Regions from separate parts of the Homo sapiens genome. Here region 2 is linked to region 1. A link is a loop called in an ENCODE intact Hi-C map of the cell type or tissue named here. Cell type or tissue: IMR-90. All regions are shown on one strand. Links, peaks and the distances in the headings refer to the core of each region. The heading gives the core; the rest is flanking DNA.

The links. Peaks named below come from ENCODE experiments on the same cell type or tissue, not always from the same donor. Only the 100,000 strongest peaks of a DNase experiment are listed, where the experiment ranks them.
Region 2: a loop joins it to region 1, with 5 times the contacts of the local background. A loop is called at or near these places in 3 of 110 quality-filtered maps.

Annotation. Positions count from the first base shown.
Region 1 is chr2:174,699,040-174,701,955 of GRCh38, reverse strand. No RefSeq gene overlaps it. Among named protein-coding and RNA genes, the nearest start is that of CHRNA1, 64 kb to the left of the region's middle. In IMR-90, for the core only: a CTCF peak has its summit at 1,786 (motif pointing left); a DNase peak (open chromatin) is centred at 1,765.
Region 2 is chr2:174,770,448-174,773,363 of GRCh38, reverse strand. No RefSeq gene overlaps it. Among named protein-coding and RNA genes, the nearest start is that of CHRNA1, 7.4 kb to the right of the region's middle. In IMR-90, for the core only: a CTCF peak has its summit at 1,619 (motif pointing left); DNase peaks (open chromatin) are centred at 933, 1,283 and 1,593; H3K27ac peaks cover 1,400 bases.

The DNA.
Region 1 (2,916 bases), core at 241-2,740:
TCTTGAGCAGAGAATTAAAATTTGCCAACCAACCAACAGAAACAAACAAAAACACACAACCTTTAAGTACGAGTATGAAACGTCCCATTTTCTTCATCCTTTATTTATCAGTCACTCTCCCCTCGGCTGTGTTTTTTTTTTTTTTTTTTTTTCCAGACAGTGTCTCGCTCTGTCACCCAGGCTGGAGTGCAGTGGCACGATCTTGGCTCACTGCAACCTCCGCCTCCCGGGTTCAAGCGATTCTTCTGCCTCAGCCTCCTGAGTAGCTGGGATTACAGGCGCCCGCCACCACGCCCAGCTGATTTTTGTGTTTTTAGTAGAGACAGGGGCTCACCATGTTGGTCAGACTGGTCTCAAACTCCTGAACTCAGGTGATCCACCGCCTCGGCCTCCCAAAGTGCTGAGATTACAAGCATGAGCCACCACGCCTGGCCTGGCTGTGATTTTTTCTAAACACGAATGAACTGCTCACCACCAGCCTGCACTAGGCTCTGTTGGTCACATAGAAGTCAAGAAGGCATGGTCCTCGCCCCCAGGAAGTGAAGAGTATGAGACATCAATAGAAGGGAGAGAAGGTGATACATAAACATGGACATCCAGACATGGGAGGGTCTGTCTGGCCAATGGGGATCACAGACAGCTGTGACTTGTTCCAAAAAGAATCATTAATAATGATACCATTCTAGGGAGACCAAAGGAATTGTTTTCATTCTTCAAGATGAAAAATAGATTCCTTAACAAAGACTGAATTTGACTGTGATTTGGGAAAATGTTCTCTCACTTTAAGCTCTTTCTTTTCTTGATTTCATTCTCAGATCACTAAAGACACACTGATCTCTGTTTACCTTAGTAATGCGACCTCCCACATTTGAATGAACTATACACTGGCATTTATAGTGGGCTGTTTTTAGATGATAACAGCACCCTTTATTTGCTAGAAATGGTGACTCTGAACAATAGTATGCAGATTCGATTTTGGTAATTGAAGTTTTTTTAATGTACAATACTAGGGAGTTTGCTATGGAAAAATTTCTGAAGAGAATCCTTTAGTAAAGCAAGAAATTTTCAAAAATCATATTTTTGAAAATATGATTTTCAAAATCACCAGACCATGCGAGCAATTTGGGGCCTGCAGATGTGTCATCACCCTAATGTCCCTAGCCAATGAATGCTCAACAAATGTTGGAAAAATTAATTAAATTATTAATTTGCTTATTTTTTCCCCTAAGTTCTGATAGGTATGTCAGATGATCTTGATTCAAGGCACACCTGAATTTTGGCTACTTCATAGTCTATTCTTTGCAGCTCTTTGCAAAATAAATTGCACATTCTATGTCTGAGGCCTGGACTCAGCCAATATCTCAGGGAGACTTTGACCCTCATGAAAACCTGGGCACTCGGAAATGACCCTTGAATTGGCCTTGCTGCCCTCATGAGGTCCCAAGGCATTTTTATAAGCACAGCTTTCATCACTGGAAAATCCTGGGTTTATTTAAGGATCTGAAGAACACTCCAGACTGGCCTCGAGTATCTGTTCCTAAGACATTTAAAATATTATCTTTTTTCCCCTACTAATCATATAATTTAGGAGAAATTCATTTTGGAAAATAAGGTACTGCTGATAATACTTTTGTTGAGTTGTGATGGGAATTTTTGGTTGGTGGGCTATATTTGGGGAGGGTGGTTAGATAGCACAGTATACTATACCGTAGTTTGAGAAGAAATGGAGCAAACATACAGAAATATTTTAGTTGAATAAACTGGGCAGCAGCTCCCTCTTGTGTTGAACAGTAAGTACTACAGACACTTAATTAAAGTATGGGGAAGCATCCCTTCATGCACATTAACACTCCAAAACTGAGAGCTTTTCCCAGTAATTTTAAGTCCAAGAAAAGCATAGTGCTCAGTAACTTTTTTTATTTTACGCTATTTTATTTTAATTTATTTTAATCTTTTTGAGACAAAGTCTCGTTCTGTCGCCCAGGCTCGTGTGCCTTGGCATGATCATGGCTCACTCCAGCCTCAACCTTCTGGGCTCAAGCAGATCCTCCCACCTGAGCCTCCTGAGTAGCTGGGGCTACAAGTACGTGCCACCATGCCTGGTTAATTTTTGTATTTTTTGTAGAGACGGGGTCTCCCTATGTTGCCCAGGCTGGTCTTGAATTCCTCAGCTCAAGGGGTCCGCCTTCCTCAGCCCTGCAATGTGCTGGAATTCCAGGTGTGAGCCACCACGCTTGGCCAACTCTTGATTCTAATAGCACATCCACTGCCATTCATTTTTATTTAATTAATTTTTCCAACATTTGTTGAGCATTCACTGGCTGCCAGGAACTAGGGACATTAGGGTGATGACACAGCTGCAGGCCCCAAATTGCTCACACGCTCTGGTCCATCTAATGCCACTTCTTCTCATAATGCTGGTCCCCTGTCAACGGTGACCTGTGCCTCCTCAAACTGCCCCCTTCCTCTTCTCATCTCCCACCCCTACCCTACGACTAAGTCCAGCTCAGGCCTGTTCCCCCTGCCTCCCCTTGGTTGCAGCCAGTTGTTTTCTTGTCTTGTAACCCTTCCTGGATAATAACTCCTTTGAGGGCAGCAGCCCAGGGTCATCCAGTCTCAGTTTCCCTGCAGTCCCTCGTTCAGCATTAGTCCAGTTCATATTCAAATGCGTATTTGTTCCATTTAATTTAATTCAAACAAATAAAAAAGCAACAGATCCCCACAGCTATTAATAGCTTAAAAAGGGTTCCAATGAAGAACTGTATTTGACCTCTTTGTATGCATAACCATCAAAAGTGGAGTATGTAGCTATTGTTTTGTTGCTGCTGTGAATCCAAAATATCTGAGACAGGCCTCAACCAATTTAGAAATTTACTTTGCCAAAGTTAAGGATGCGCCCGTGACACAGCCTCGGTG
Region 2 (2,916 bases), core at 111-2,610, 72 kb before region 1:
GAAAACAAATCTTTCTTGCCTTTTGAGAAAATGCCAAAGGTAGGAGTGCATTTTAAATATCCAACAAAGCGCCTCAAAAATAATGTTTGCACTCCTCTCCCACTCTCAAGTTATCTGGCCAATTATATCTCCTCCCTCTCTATTCCCCCAACCTCTCCAGACACCCAGACACTTTCTCAATTCTCTTTTTTCTCTGCCTTAGTTCTTCATTTGTCATTGAACTTAGCCTCCCAAGCTTCTTTAGTTTTCCTTCAGTCTGTTATTACCCAGACTGTGTGTAACAAAGAAAAGTTCAAGACATACTTTTTGCTACCAGCACGGGGTAAGGAAGGACACATCAGATTCTGCGCCACACTCATTTTTCTTGGTTTGTGTCTGTCCCAGAGAATATGAGAAGCTGGCCATGGAAGAATTCTGCCATCAAAGCATTTCCTGCATTGATCAAGTGGTTGGACCCCAGAGCTGCCGTGGCCAAGGCCTGGCTTCGGTTCGTGTTGACTCTGCGTGGTCCTGCAGCCACAGTCCACGCTTACTTCTGCCAGGGGTCCACTGGGTCAGAAAGTACCCCAGAGACAAAGTATCCCTTGAGAGAAAGAGGCGCAGATTTTTCTCCTCCTTCTGAAAGGAAAGTTAAGAGAAAGATTACATTTATAATTTAATGTACGCACACGTATATTTTAAAAATCAAAGCACAGCTGTTCTAGATGAAGGAAGGGTGGGAAGCAGGGAGCACCACCCTTTTGGCCACTCCTCCCTGTCCACGATCTCTCCTCCTTTCCTTCTCTCATGGCCACCTCAGGAGAGCTTCCTGGAGCACAGTTTGAACCATGAGTGTAGTGGACAGAGCACCGTGTTTGGGGTCAGAAATATCAGATTCCCCTCCTGGTACTTGGATCTAAGTGAGCTCAGACACATGACGTATGTCACGTGCACAGCTGAGCTGCTGCAAGAATGAGGTGGTAGCTAACAGGATTGCAGTACAGGGTGATTTCCCCTCTACCGTTAGACCCAGAGAAAAAGGGAGATTGTGAAGCAGGACGGGGGCAAATCCATCCCTGCCCCTGGAAGAAACAACACCAAGGTCGGGGGAACCCATGATGAGTGGTCAGCAACCTCTTTGTATGTAGTTAGAAGCCTTTGTGTAATCCAGTGGTAACAAACCCAATCATTACTACAGACTGTCAGCGTGATTGCATAGCACTGAGCCTGGCTGAAAAAAAAAACAGAAGAAACTGACCATTGCAGACAGAGTGAGACATGACAGAGGCAGGTCATCTGGTGTAAACCGGATGAAATCTCACGCCTGAAGAAGCCTAGATTTGCACATGAATTGCCTTTGGCTCTACAGCCCTCCAGTACAATTACTCAGAACTGTAAGCTTGTGAAATAGAAATGCAAAGTCGGGCTCTTTCAGGGGCTTAGAGTTGACCCCTCTTTCTTGACTCTTCTGAGGAGCACCTGTAGTTCCTGGGGTGCCTTCCTCACCCGAAAGGGCCTGCTGGGCTGGCTTGCTGGAGTTTCCAAAACACAGGCCCTGGGGGCACAGCAGGAGAGACACCTCATCCGGAGAGAGCCTCTAGCGCTCGGCCACCGCTTTAATAACCATTTGTTGCCACCTGCTGGCCACTGGACCAAGGCACTCCATGCTGGAAACAGGAGTTTGGCTAAGAGTTAGCCAGGCCCCAGGGAGCTGCACCCAAATGCAGACAGCCTGTGTTTTCTCCAAAGAAGTGACCTTGGGAGGATCCACAATTATTCCATTCATTAAGCCACACAAGAAGGTGGATTTTATAAAAGAGATATACTTCATTCATGCATTAATTAGTCAACTGCAAACACTTTTGGAGCTACATGCAGGTACCCTGCATGGCACTGGGGGTGACTGATAGTCACATTTTATTTTATCCCCAAATGACATTATCTAGTATGATCTTCTACCCTATTCATTGAATTAAGCTTTACATCCATTCATTCCCTCATCAGCAGTTATTTACTGACTGCCTACTGGATGACAAGCTGTCAGCCAAAAGCTAAGGATACAGCGGTGAGCAGAAACAGGTGCCATCTCTGCACTCACTGGGTTGCAGTCTAGTGGGAGAAACAGACGTTAATCAGATAATCACACAAATAAATGTAACATATGCACCCTGACAGGTATAATAGAAAAATATAACCGTGAGAAGAGCAGGTCTAAGTGACTTTGGTTGATTCTAAAATGGAGATTTAGCTATTTGATATGCGTTAAAATTATTTAACATGTTTTCATTTTCTGACCCAGCACTTCTACTCTTAGAAACTCATCCTAAGGCAATAGTTAGAAAATTGGGCTGATTTATATGTATAAGGATGTCCACTGCATGATTATTTATAAAAGCAAAAATTAAAAATAAAAAATGAAAACATCCAATGGTAAGAAATTGGTTAAATGAATTATGATACATTCAAAAAAGAGAACATTCTCAGGCATTGAAAATGAAAATGGACCGGGCGCGGTGGCTCGCGCCTGTAATCTCGGCACTTTGGGAGGCCAAGGTGGGCGGATCACCTGAGGTTAGGAGTTCGAGACCAGTCTGGCCAACATGGTGAAACCTCGTCTCTACTGAAAATACAAAAATTTAGCCAGGCATAACGGCATACACTTGTAATCCCAGCTACTCAGGAGGGTGAGGCAGGAGAATCGCTTGAGCCTGGGAGGCAGAGGTGCAGTGAGCTGAGATCATGCCACTGCACTCCAGCCTGGGCGACAGAGCAAGACCCTGCCTCAATTAAGAAAAAAAGAAAAAGAAAAGAAAAGCATATATAGTAAATCCCATTTGAAATTGTTTTTCTGAGACCGAGTCTCACTCTGTTGCTCAGGCTGGAATGCACTGGTTAAGCTATCACAGTTCACTGTAACTTCCAACTCCTGGCCTTAAG